2 separate regions of the Homo sapiens genome follow, and region 1 is linked to region 2. A link is a loop called in an ENCODE intact Hi-C map of the cell type or tissue named here. Cell type or tissue: Caco-2. All regions are shown on one strand. Links, peaks and the distances in the headings refer to the core of each region. The heading gives the core; the rest is flanking DNA. Region 1 has its middle 12 kb from the start of LINC03129. Region 2 has its middle 30 kb from the start of LINC03006.

Region 1 (6,988 bases), core at 655-5,654, 51 kb before region 2:
ACCAGGAATAACATCGACTGATTGATACTCTGTATAAGACTTCACAACTGGACCAGGAGCGGTGGCTCACACCTGTAATCCCAGCACTTTGGGAGCCTGAGGCAGGCAGATCACCTGAGATCAGGAGCTGAAGACCAGCATGGCCAACACGGTGAAACCCCTTTACTAAAAATACAAAAATTAGCTGGGCATGGTGGCGGGTGCCTGTAGTCCCAGCTACTCGGGAGGCTGAAGAAGGGAGAATCACTTGAACCTGGGAGGTGGAGGTTGCACCACCATGCCCAGTGTCAGAAACAAACTCACCTGTCCAAACACAAAGAATGGACTCAGATACCCAGAGAACAGCGAAAGTAAGACTTTTAACGATGGTCTTGCAGGATTGGGTGTCTGATAGGCAGGCACACTCATAACAGTTTCAACAAGCAATTTATCCTCTTGTGTGCAGGTCCCTCCCGCTTCCTCATACATAGGCTGAGTACTATGGGGTCACAATCTTCCTGGATGTCACCTATTGGTTGTTGGATAGGGGCTTTAGGTGTCTTTTTTGTTTGTTTTTTTAAGATGGAGTCTTGCTCTGTCGCCCAGGTGGGAGTGCAGTGGCGCAATCTCGACTCACTGCAACCTCTGCCTCCCAGGTTCTTGCCATTCTCCTCCCTCAGCCTACTGAGTAGCTTGGATTACATGCGCCCGCCACCACGCCCAGCTATTTTTCTTTGTATTTTTAGTAGATACGGGGTTTCACCGTGTTAGCCAGGATGGTCTTGATCTCCTGACCTCATGATCCACCCGCCTTGGCCTCCCAAAGTGCTGGGATTGCAGGCGTGAGTCACCATGCTGAGCCGTGTATACCCTGTTTCTTCTGTAGTTTGCTGACCTAATCTGATTTAAGGCACTTTGTCTTGGAAATGGACCACTGTATACATTATTTCCTTTACCCAGCTAATTTTAATTTTTTTTTTGTAGAGATGGGGGTCTCACTCTGATGCCCAGGCTTGTCTTGAACTCTTGGCCTCAAGTGATCCTCCTGCCTCAGCTTCCCAAAGTGCTTGGATTACAGGCAGGAGCCACCTGTTCAGCCATCTTTGTTTAAAAAAGATAGTTTAAAGGACTCCAACTAGGAACTAATGCAGTAATCTGGGCCAGATATGATTCTAGCTGGGTTGAAATAATGACCAAGATAAAAAGGAGGAAGACGGGAAAGGCTGGGAGGGGCAAAACCAACAGGACTTGTAAGTAAGCAGATCTGGTGACAAAAGTCAGGGAAAACAAAAGAAGACTCCCAGGTCTCCAGGTGACAAGGCCAGACGTGGTATATGGTAGTGCCAGCAGACGGAGAGGGGAGTGCACACCACCACACAGCTGGCCCACACAACCTGGCTGCAAAAGGCCAGGAATCGCATGCTCTCCAGCTTGCAGCCTGAATTTGGACAACTCACTCACTCTCACTGCCTGTCTTCACAATTTCAAAATGAAGCTAAAAAAAAAAACCCTTCTCTAACTTGTTTTGCTTTTTTCTGAGACGGAGTCTCACTCTATCACCTAGGCTGGAGTACAGTGGTGCGATCTCGGATAACTGCAACCTCTGACCCCAGGGTTCCGGTGATTTTCCTGCCTCAGCCTCCAGAGTATCTGGGATTACAGGCCTGCCACCATGCCCGGCTAATTTTTTTGTATTTTTTTTAGTAAAGACGGGGTTTCACCATGTTGGCCAGGCTGGTCTCTGACTGCTGACCTCAGGTGATCCACCCTCAGCCTCCCAAAGTGTTAGGATTGCAGGTGTGAGCCACTGTGCCCGGCCGGCCTCCAGCTTGTTTTAAGAATCCAGTAACATCACTATGTTTAACAATTGGCTTAGATATTCAGAAGCTGCTGATGTGAATGTTAAATGAATTTTATGAGTAAAGAAATTAGATCAAAGTAAGTGGATTCCATGTAGCCGAGAATGATGTCTTCTGGATGTGCCACCTGGTAACCCCTCCTTCAGTGCACTATGCCCCTTGACAAACACCATGGGGAGCAGGGACAGAGGAGGTGGGTGGGGAGCACAGGGACACAGGCACTGACATCCGACCCTGCCTTGCCCCTGTCCCGTTCATCCCTTTCTATAATACAATCATTTAACAATGGTTCCCCATGTGTAAAATATTTGCTTCATTCAATCACAGAACAGATACTTGATGTTCAAATTTACTGAGGAAGAAACTGTTCACTTGCCAAATAGGAACTTAAAAAAATCAACAACCCTTAATTAGCTGTATCATTGAAGTAAAACCAATGTAAGGGATTTAGTGTTTATCCAAGCAAGCCTGGTTGGCTTCTTGGCTTCCTGTCTTCCCCATTTGTTCCTCCTTCTCAAAGTGTGGATTTCATTTTCAAACTGGAGAAAAGAGGTGTTCAAGGTGGGAGGTGGAGGCAGGAGGATGGCTTTAGATCAGGAGTTCAAGACCAGCCTGGTCAATATAGTGAGACCTTGTCTCCAGAATTTTTTTTTTTTTTTTTTTACTTAGCTGGGTGTGGCTGTATGCTTGTGGTCCCAGGTTCTCAGGAGGCTGAGGCAGGAGGATCACTTGAGCCCAGGAATTTGAAGCTGCAGCAAGCTGTAATCACGTCACTGCACTCCAGCCTGCGTGACAGAGCAAGACCCTGTCTAAAAACAACAACAACAAAAAAGGGCCAGACTCAGTGGCTCACACCTGTAATCCCAGCACTTTGGGAGGCTGAGGCAGGAGGATCTCTTGAGGCCAGGAATTCAAGACCAGCCTGGACAACATAGTGAGACCCTGTCTCTATATTTTTTTTAAAAAAAGAGGTGTTTGGGAACTTCCACTATGTAGACATCCACTGCTGAAGGGCTGTTTTGTGTCATAACCAAGACACATGGCCTGAGACCTGTGATGATTATTTGTATTTGTGCAAACTCCAGAGCAGCCCAAGCTCCTAGACTAAGAGACACTCCACCCTGTTTGTAACAGTCTTGAGCAGACATATGAGGAGACACAGGTCATTGTCTCCAGCATCAAAGGAATGAACCAGGATGTTGATTTTAGAGCCAACACTTTCCCAACAAGCCTCCACAGTGTGACCTCACAGGGCCTCTACTGGCACTGAGTGTCAGAATTAAGGCATCTGAGGCTGGGCCACATTCTAGCCGAGGCCCCACTCAAAACGTGGCCTGGAGTGATCAAAAGATGTTGAAATGACAGCTCCTCACCAGATGTCCTGCTCCAACTCTTGCCCCTCCATGTCCAGTCTCTTGACAAGCAGCTGAAATGTTCTTTTTCGTGTTTTTGTTTTGTTTTTTCTTTGACATGGAGTCTTGCTCTGTCGCCCAGGCTGGAGTGCAGTGGTGTGATCTCTGCTCACTGCAACCTCTGCCTCCCGGGTTCAAGCAATTCTTGTGCCTCAGCCTCCTGAGTAGCTGGGATTACAGGTGCCTGCCACCATGCCCGGCTAATTTTTGTATTTTTTAGTAGAGACGGTTTCACCATGTTGGCCAGGCTGGTCTTGAACTCCTGACCTCAGGTAATCCACCTGCTTCAGCCTTCCAAAGTGCTGGGATTACAGGTGTGAGCCACCGCGCCTGGCCTTTTTTTTTGTTTTTGTTTTTTGATTTTAGAGATAAGGTCTAGCTCTGTTGCTCAGGCTGAGTGCAGTTGGGCAATCATGGCTCGCTGCAGCCTCTATCTCCTGGACTCAAGTGATCCTCCCACCTCAGCCTCTGGAGGAGCTGGGACTATAGGCATGTGCCACCACATCTGGTTAATTTTTTTTTCAAGAAGGAGTTTCACTCTTGTTGTCTAGGCTGGAGTGCAATGGCCTGATATCGGCTCACTGCAAACTCTGCCTCCCGGGTTCAAGTGATTCTTGTGCCTCAGCCTCCTGAGTAGCTGGGATTACAGGTGCCTGCCACCATGCCCAGCTAATTTTTGTATTTTTAGTGGAGATGAGGTTTCACCATGCTGGCCAGGCTGGTCTCAAACTCCTGACCTCAGGTGATCTGCCCCCCTCAGCCTCCCAAAGTGCTGGGAATACAGACATGAGCCACTGCACCTGGTACACCTGGTTTATTTTTTAAAAGTTATTTTTGGCCGGGCGAGGTGGCTTACGCCTGTAATCCCAGCACTTTGGGAGGCCAAGACAGGTGTATCAGACGAGGTCGGGAGTTCCAGACCAGCCTGACCAACATGGAGAAACCCCATCTCTACTAAAAATACAAAATTCGCCAGGTGTGGTGGTGCATGCCTGTAGTACCAGCTATTTGGGAGGCTGAGGCAGGAGAATTGCTTGAACCCAGGAGGCAGAGGCTGGTGAACCGAGATCGTGCCACTGCACTCCAGCCTGGGCAACAAGAGCGAAATTCTGTCTCAAAAAAAAAAAGTTGTTTTTACAGAGACAGGGGTCTCTGTATGTTGCCCACGCTGGTCTGAAACTGCTACCCTCAAGTGATCCTCCCTCTTCAGCCTCCCAAAGTGCTGGAATTACAGGCATAAATCACCATGCCCAGCCTTATTCTTTTTTAATTAGCTCAGTTTCAATTTCCTATTATAAAAATACCATCAAATAGAAAATGTCAATGTTAAGTAGGCTTTCCATGTAAAGGTGGCAAATCACAAAATCTCCCTTCCTTGATACTTATTCATTCATTTTTTTTTTTTGAGATGGAATCTCACTCTGTCACCCAGGCTGGGGTGTAGTGGCACAATCTTGGCCCACTGCAACCTCTGCCTCCCAAATTCAAGTGGTTCTCCTGCCTCAGCCTCCCAAGTAGCTGGGATTACAGGTGTGCACCACCATGCCCAGCTAACTTTTGTATTTTTAGCAGAGACAAGGTTTCACCATGTTGGCCAGGCTGGTCTCGAACTTCTGACCTGAGGTGATTCACCTGCCTTGGCCTCCCAAAGTGCTGGGATTACAGGCATGAGCCACCGCGCCTGACCCCTTGATACTTACTCATTCTAATGACATTTGTTGTGTGCCTACTATGTGCCAAGTACTATATTAGGTTCTGAGAATGAACAAGATGGGACTCCTGCCACAAGGAGCCTCTGTTCTGATTTGCCGTGAGTTTGGGAGGAGGATATGCAGACAAGCAGTTCAATAAATAACAAGCTGATTTTTTAGTGTGGTATCTGCTTTGAGAGAACCAGGCAGGACGAGGCAATGAAAAGGACGATGATTTTCTCTTCACAGGATGAGGGAGGATTTCTCGAGAGATGATGTGCGAGCTGAGGTCTGAAACATGAGAAAAATCCAGCTATGGCAGGAGGTATGGGAAGTCCATTTCGGGCAGGGGAGAGCATGTGCAAAGGTCCTGAAGAGGGAAACCACTTGGCATTCATTTACAGGAGCAGAAAAGAAGCCCAGATGCCTGATGCACACTGAGCAAGAGGAAAGGAATAGAGGGTGGCAGACAGGGTCCGATCATGCTAGGATTGGTTTGGTTTTTAAGAGACATGGTCTCACTCTGTCACCCAGGCTGGAGTGCAGTGGGGCAATCATAGCTCACTGCAGCCTCAACCTCCTGGGTTCAAGAGATCCTGTCACCTCAGCCTCCCAAGTAGCTGGGACTATAGGCCTGAGCCCCACCATGCCTGGCTAAGTTTTTTTATTGTTATTAGAGATGACAGTCTTGCTATGTTGCCTAGGTGGGTCTCAAACTCCTGGACTCAAGTGATCCTCCCATCCTGGCCTATAAAAGCACTGGAATTACAGGTGTGGGACACCACATCTGGCCAAGATTGGGGGTTTAAAAAATGCTTTACTTTTAATTTTTGTGGATACACAGTAGGTGTATATATTTATGGGGTGCATGAGACGTTTTGACACAGCATGTAATGTGTAATAATCACATCAGGGTGAATGGGATGCCCATCACCTCAAGCATTTGTCCTTTCTTTGTTTTACAATCTCCAATTATGCTTTTTTTTTTTTTTTTTTTGAGACAAAGTCCAGCTCTGTCATCGGGGCTGGAGTGCAGTAGCACAATCTTGGCTAACTGCAACCTCTGCCCCCTCAGTTCAAGTGATTCCCCTGCCTCAGCCTCCTGAGTAGCTGGGACTACAGGCGTGCACCACCACGCCCCGCTAATTTTTGTATTTTTAGTAGAGGTGGGGTTTCTCCATGTTGGCCAGGCTGGTCTTGAACTTCTGACCTCAGGTGATCAGCCCCCCTTGGCCTCCCAAAGTGCTGGGATTACAGGCATAAGCCACCACACCTGGCCTATTTAAGCTATTTTTAAATATACAATAAATTATTGTTTACTATAGTCATGCTGTTGTACTGCCAAATACTACATCTTATTCATTCTAACTGTATTTTTGTACCCATTAATCATTCCTGTGCACCCCCTCCAGCCCACTACCCTTCCCAGCCTCTGGTAACCATCATTCTGTTCTCTATCTTCATAAGTTCAATTATTTTAATTCTTAGCACCCACAAATGACTGAGAACATGCAAAATTTGTCTTTCTGTGTCTGGCTTATTTTAGTTAACATAATGATCTCCAGTTCTACTCATGTTGTTGCAAATAACAGGATTATATTCTTTCTCATGGCTGAATAATATTCCATTGTGTATATATACCACATTTTTTCTATCCATTCACCTGTTGATGGACACTTAAATTGCTTCCAAATCTTGGCTATTGTGAATAGTGTTGTAATAAATATAGAAATGCAGATATTTCTTCAATATACTGATTTTCTTCCTTTTGGGTATATATCCAGCAGTAAGATTATTGCATCATAAAGTAACTCTATTTTTCATTTTTTGAGGACCCTCCAAACCGTTCTCCATAGTGGTTGTACTAATTTACGTTCCCATCAACAGTGTATCAGGGTTCCCTTTTCTCCACATCCTCAATAGCATTTGGTATCGCCTGTCTTTTGGATATAAGCCATTTTAACTGGGGTAGGATGATAGCTCATTATAGTTTTGATTTGCATTTCTCTGATGATCGATGATGTTGAGCACCTTTTTATATACCTGT
Region 2 (6,988 bases), core at 1,012-6,011:
GTGTCATTGTTCACCTTGTTCAAATCTTTATAAATTCAGGCTCAGGCCTGTGTGGTCACGGAGTGTGACTTTTTACCAAAAGGAACACCTTGGCCAGGCACAGTGGCTTGTGCCTGTAATCCCAGCACTTTGGGAGGCCGAGGCAGATGGATCACCTGAGGTCAGGAGTTCGAGACCAGCCTGACCAACATGGAGAAACCCTGTCTCTACTAAAAATACAAAATTACCTGGGTGTGGTGGTGGGCACCTGTAATCCCAGCTACTCGGGAGGCTGAAGCCAAAGAATCACTTCAACGCAGGAGGCAGAGGTTGCCGTGAGCCAAGATAGCGCCACGGCACTCCAGCCTGGACAACAAGAGTGAAACTCTGTCTCAAAAAAAAAAAAAAAAAAAAAAAGAACACCTCATGCACTTTACAAGGAGCTCCTTCAGGAAAGGATGGCACCTCGTGTAGAGGAGAGATCTCTGATTGATTAATTAATTAATTAAAGACATTCAGAAATTAAATTAATTAAAGACATTCGGAAATTTAGCTTTATCACAGGCAGCTGTTCACACGTAAAACTAATTTGGTTACCTTCATCTGTATACACATGTAGCTAGTGAATTGACATAACTATTAAACTGGAGAATCAACAGAAACATGCCAAGGACTGGCCCTTACCTTCCACAGTGACCTCAATTTCAGGAACCTTTCCATTACTCTCAGGGCTTCATGGTCTTTTTGGGGACTGCAAAGCTGAAAAATAAGCACAGAATTACTTTAGTATATTGTAGGAAAAAATACAGAAGGAGATGCTTTATAAGAGCAGAGTATTAAAATTTATTCAGTTTGGCTCTTTTCAAAGGAACCTGCAGAATTAAACTTGTAGTGTAATCCTCCACAGGGGGCTCAACAAAGCCATGGAAACATGAATGAAGTGGGATTGCAAATGTGACATTTCCAATATTTTTTTTTTTTTTTAAAAAAGAAGGAAAAAGAGGTCCATTAAATAAAACACCTTAAAAAGCCAAGAAACTAACTGCCAGTTCCACAAAGAGAGTGGCCAGTGATTCTGTGTGATTTAAGGAATGCTGAGAAAGGATGTCTTAACGCAGTGAAATATAATAGGAAGTACAGGTAATCTCTTACCTTTAGTGTTTATTTTATTAGCCATTCCAGGAGGCGAGTAGGAAATAACTAGTTCAGGTCTAGAAAGAAAACCAAGAAATGTTATGGTAGCCAGTACAATGGTGGTCTCACAGCTAGTAAAACAGTCGTGATGTGACCAGTGTTTTTCCCTAAAGGAGTTCGCAGAATCATCCTGTAATGTAACAATAATTTCTATCATTGTGGACAAAAACCCTGACTTTTCCTTCCCATGACTGGCAAGTAATTATATGAAGAGTAAATTACTTCTTTCAAGAAAAAAAAAATTAACACTAGTATACTTTCTTCAGCCACTAAAATTCTACAGAAATGTAGATATAATAAGAAACTCAACCATCACATCAGGCCAGGTGCGGTGTCTCATGCCTGTAATACCAGCACTTTTGGAGGCTGAAGTGGGTGGGTCACCCGAGGTCAGGGGTTCGAGACCAGCCTGACCAACTTGGTGAAACCCTATCTCTACTAAAAACAGAAAAATTAGCTGTCTCTACTAAAAACACAAAAATTAGCCAGGCATGGTGGTGCATGCCTGTAATCCCAGCTACTTGGGAGGCTGAGGCAAGAGAATCGCTTGAACCCAGGAGGCGAAATTTGCAATGAGTCGAGATCACGCCATTGCATTCCAGCCTGGGCAACAAGAGTGAAACTCTGTCTCAAAAAAACAAAAAAGAAAAGAAACTCAATCATTAATATTTAGTTGCTCACAAGATTGACCCAGGAATAACACAGCAGCTAAAACCCAGCAAATTAGACTTCATTCAAGTACTTAGGTGTACTGTGAGCCACCATGGTGCCTCTCAACACCATGGAGGCAGTGGTCACTATTCTTGCACTGACAAAGACAGCTGAGTACAGGATGGGGGACTGCAGGGGCAATGGAGAGTGCCAGGACTGCAGCTCAGAGCCAGGCTTTTCCATCAAGGACTTACAGCCACGCCTGTCACCTCTAGCTAGAAAAACATTTTAGTAGAAATATCATTTTATTGTTTTAATTCCAGAAATGACTACAGTGGCAAATATAACTTACTTTTTTAATATTGTTGTTGTTGTTGTCGAGGCAGAGTCTCACTCTGTCGCCCAGGCTAGAGTACAGTGCTGTGATCTGGGCTCACTGCAGCCTCTGCCTCCCAGATTCAAGCGATTCTCCTGCTTCAGGCTCCCAAGTAGCTGGGATTACAGGCACCAGCCAACATGCCTGGCTAATTTTTAACATTTTTAGTAGATATGTTGGTCAGGCTGGTCTTGAACTCCTGACCTCAGGTGATTCACCTGCCTTGGCCTCCCAAAGTGCTGGGATTACAGGCGTGAGCCACCATACCTGGCCTGGAACTTACTTTTTAACAACAAACTTGGTTTTATTACTCCACAGACGATCCTTTCAAGTCATGGAATTCCAAACCAGGTAGGGCTTGGAAAGGAAATTCTGTCTGGCAAGCCTTCTACATACAGGAACTCGGGGTTTGATTCAAACACAGAATATGGTACTTTTACTGCCTCAGTGAGTCCAAGAGCTTGAGCTGAAAGTGCAGGAGAACATAATTTGTAGAAGATAAAATTTGACACACACATTCTTTTATTTGTATCTGCATTCTCAAGTACATTATGAACAAGTTCCCTACAATCGAGCAATAGTCACTTCATATTGAAGGCATTTTGCTTAGCATATTGGGCAAATCTGAAGAACAAGCCTAAAAGATAAGTACTTTCAGGAGGAATATTTTAACACTTTTCTTTGTTTTTTTTTTCTTTGAGATGGAGTCTTGCTCTCTTGCCTAGGCTAGAGTGCAGTGGTGTGATCTCAGTTCACTGTAATCTCCACCTCCCGGGTTCACGTGATTCTCCTGCCTCAGCCTCCCAAGTAGCTGGGACTACAGTCACACGTCAACACACCCAGCTAATTTTTTGTATTTTTAGTAGAGATGAGGTTTCACCATGTTAGCCAGGATGGTCTCAATCTCCTGACCTCAAGTGATCCATCTGCCTCGGCCTCCCAAAGTGCTGGGATTACAGGCATGAGCCATCGTGCCCGGCCCATGTTAACACTTTCAATCAAAAGGAGAGTTATGTTATCAGTCAAAATGACCTCTGTGTTCTAAGAAGAGATGACCGAAGGCCATTCCATACAGCAGTGGCCCTTAGCAGCCTTTGCATTCTCATCAAGAGGCAGGGTAGCTGTTCAAAGACAGGTGGTATCTATGACGCAACTAAGCAGTACTCAGTAAGTTCAAGTCATCAGACACAGAGTAGTCAGGATTCCTGATAAGGGGCAGGAAACGTCAGCACCAGGTATTGAGATAATGGACAGGAATGTCCGGGAATGCTGCAAGTGCTCCCCACTCCTTACTTCCTTCTCCATGACAGATACACCCAATCAACTGAAACACACTTTCTTGCTAAACCTCCTCAGAATTGTTCAAGACAGCAGTCCAGGAAACTGCTGTCAACAAATCTCAGTATTTTTCACACGTGTGTTAGCCAGATTAGAAGTACAGACGGTGGAATGACACTTATCCCAATGCCTCCCTTCCTCTCCCATTCTGACACATGAGAAAGCTGAATCCAAGAGAAATGAAGTTGTCTGCTTGGTTTCAATAGCAAGTGTAGTAGTAGAAATAAACCAAAGCCCGGTTTCTGGGACCTTCCTTTTTTAGGTCCTGAATTTCTATAATTCATTCAGACATGACCCTTCATTGATATGTTATTAAATTAAAGACATATTGTAGGGGAAGGACTATGAGTCCCTTCATGTCTACATCAAAGAGCAAGACTCTTGTCTCCAGAAAATAAAAAATACAAAAATGTTTTAATTTAAAAAAAAGTGTGATGGTTTTTGGCAATGTTTAAATAGAAGATAAGAGTATCACTTTCAAATAAGCTGACACTTTCTGAACATGTAATAACCAGGGTCACAGAATCACAGAGGCCAGTGAGAACATTAAAAAGTACCCCTGTGAGCCCCAGTGACACATACACCACCAGGAAAATTTCCTGTTCCTGTCGCTCCAACGAATCCACAGCAACATAATATCAGCAAGTAGCACGATCTGCCTCCCCTACCTCCAGGAAGCCACAGGGAAAGTGGAGAGCAAAGGGACCATTCCCTGTGTCACTGATAAGTGAGGCTCAATGGGAAACATGAGGCATGAGGGGCATCCAAAGGTAGGTGACAAGTTCAGTGTCTCCCCTTTGTCTTCCTGCTTCATGTATTATCGGCATCTTCTGCTCTTTTCATGATAAGGAAGGAGGCAGCAACAGCATGTCTACTGTGGAAATGTGGGACTACTCATCGGGCATCATGGAACTTAATGTAGAAGTTTATACAGCCCTGGGAAGCTTTCAGAACCTGGTCTCCTAAGGCTCCTGGTTTTCTAAGGCTCTTGAACAGGCAGTAGACTGTGAACCCCCAGGAGTTCACACTGGTTTTCTAGGGTCTTCACACTGCTAACCGCAGTCATGGCAACTCCCTCATTTCCTTTTTAAACAATTGTTTTCCCAATTATCCCTTTAAAATTGGGCAGTTTAGGCTGGGCATGGTGACTCACACCTATAATCCCAGCACTTTGGGAGGCTGAGGCAGGCAGATCACTTGAGGTCAGGAGTTTGAGACCAGCCTGGCTGACAATGTAAAACCCCATCTGTACTAAAAAATACAATAATTAGCTGTGTGTGGTGGTGGATACCTGTAATCCCAGCTGCTTGGGAAGTTGAGGCATGAGAATCCCTTGAACCCAGGAGGCAGAGGTTGCAGTGAGCGGAGATTGTGCCACTGTACTCCAGCTTGGGCAATAGAGCAAAACTCAATCTAAAAAAAAAAAAAATTGGGTAGTTTAGAGCCTCTGGTATAGCGAGTGTGCACAATGATTCGTGATGATGAGCTATTAAACATCATTAACTAGGCTATGGTGGTTTTTTAAAATCGTGACTGGCTAGGCGAGGTGGCTCATGTCTGCAATCCCAGCACTTTGGGAGGCTGAGGCGGACGGATCACCTGAGGTTGAGAGTTAGAGACCAGTCTGACCAACATGGAGAAACACTGTCTCTAGAAAAAATACAAAATTAGCTGGGTGTGGTGGCGCATGCCTGTAATCCCAGCTACTCAGGAGGCTGAGGCAGGAGAATCACTTGAATCCAGGAGGTGGAGGTTGCGGTGAGCCAAGATTGCGCCATTGCACTCCAGCCTAAGCAACAAGAGTGAAACTCTGTCTTAAAAAAAAAAAAAAAAGAAAAAGAAAAAAAAGAAAAATCAATACCCAGCAGATGGTGAGACATCCATAATGTGACCAGGTGCCAAGGAATGTCCATAAGGATGGAACTGCAGTCAAGTCTCCTGAATTTCCTTCCTTGGGCCCCTTCCCTGGGCCCACCCCCTACCCATATAACCACATCCTCACTTTTCTCCCCTAAACACAAATCGAGGGACACTCAAAGCAAGCATAGTACTCACTTCTTAACCAATCCATCCCTTCTTCCATCCCCAACACATGGAGAGAACTTATGTTAGCCTTGTAAATAAGAAATACTTACCATCCCACAGTTATTTTTCCAGTCTGCCTTTTTTTAACCACTCACCTGGCAGAAACTTATTCTCCTGGCCAGTAGCTATTTGTAAAACTGGTCTGCCTCCCTATTTTCACATCAAAGATACTAATTCTTTAGTAGAAAGGGGAGTATTCTAAATCAGACAATTAGCAGATCACCTAGAATTTCCACCCCCTCCACAGAGGCACACAAACAAGAGAATTAACCCAATTTGCTGTCTATAATAAACAGGATGTTCTACTCACCACTGAGCCCCAGAGGTTGTTACTAGATGACTAATCCCTAGCAGTAATGGCTACAATGGCCCAGTTCCCTATTGTATTACTGTGTGCAGAAATTTGAAAGGCACTCTTCTCCCACCCCCATCTTCCCTAACATACTTTTGCACATCAATCCATTAAGAATCTGAAGTGTAATTTATCTTATTCACTATTATCCTGTTAAATTGCTCTACAGCTGCCATGGGAGTAATTGCGGTGATTAGTGACTCAGACTTCTTGAGCAAAGGGCCTTAAGTAGGTTTCATTATTAAAACTTCCAAAGGTTTTATTATTGAAATAAACCTGAGATAGAGCAGTATGCCTCCATAGGGCAGTCATACTAATGATTCTTAAGTTACGAAGGGATGTCAGACCCATCAACAATGTTGCGCTTGTGAGTATGACTAACTGGGAATTTATCAACGAATAAAACCAACTGGCATTCTAAGAATGAAGAAGAATAATCTCATTTTAAGTAGCATATGAAGTGCTGTGCAACCCTTTAAAAAGCTGCCTTTGGCTGGGCGCGGTGGCTCATGTCTGTAATCCCAGCACTTTGGGAGCCTGAGGCAGGCAGATCACCTGAGGTCAGCAAATAGAGACCATCCTGACTAACACGGTGAAACTCCGTTTCTACTAAAAATACAAAAAATTAGCCAGGTGTGATGGCACATGACTGTAATCCCAGCTACTCGGGAGGCCGAGGCAGGAGAATCACTTGAACCCAGGAGGCGGAGGTTGCAGTGAGCCAAGATCATGCCATTGCACTCCAGCCTGGGCAACAAAAGCAAAACTCCATCTAAAAAAACAAAAACAAAAACAAAAACACCTGCCTTTGGCCAGGCACAGTGGCTCAGGCCTGTAATTCCAGCATTTTGGGAGGCCGAGGCAGGTGGATCATATTTACCTCCTAAATATCTCTCAAAACCTCGCTTCCCCTTCATATTCACTGGCACCTCCTATTCAGCATCTCATCACTCATTCAACAATATTTAATGAGTATGAAGCATAGCTAGGTGTTTTTAAACAGAATAAAAACA

The links. A loop is a pair of places that touch in the nucleus more often than their neighbours do. Peaks named below come from ENCODE experiments on the same cell type or tissue, not always from the same donor. Only the 100,000 strongest peaks of a DNase experiment are listed, where the experiment ranks them.
Region 1: a loop joins it to region 2, with 5 times the contacts of the local background. A loop is called at or near these places in 1 of 110 quality-filtered maps.

The regions. Positions count from the first base shown.
Region 1 is chr7:65,848,661-65,855,648 of GRCh38, reverse strand. No RefSeq gene overlaps it. Among named protein-coding and RNA genes, the nearest start is that of LINC03129, 12 kb to the right of the region's middle. In Caco-2, for the core only: no CTCF peak of the experiment used is centred there; no DNase peak of the experiment used is centred there.
Region 2 is chr7:65,797,566-65,804,553 of GRCh38, reverse strand. It overlaps the pseudogene GTF2IP5. Among named protein-coding and RNA genes, the nearest start is that of LINC03006, 30 kb to the right of the region's middle. In Caco-2, for the core only: no CTCF peak of the experiment used is centred there; a DNase peak (open chromatin) is centred at 3,383.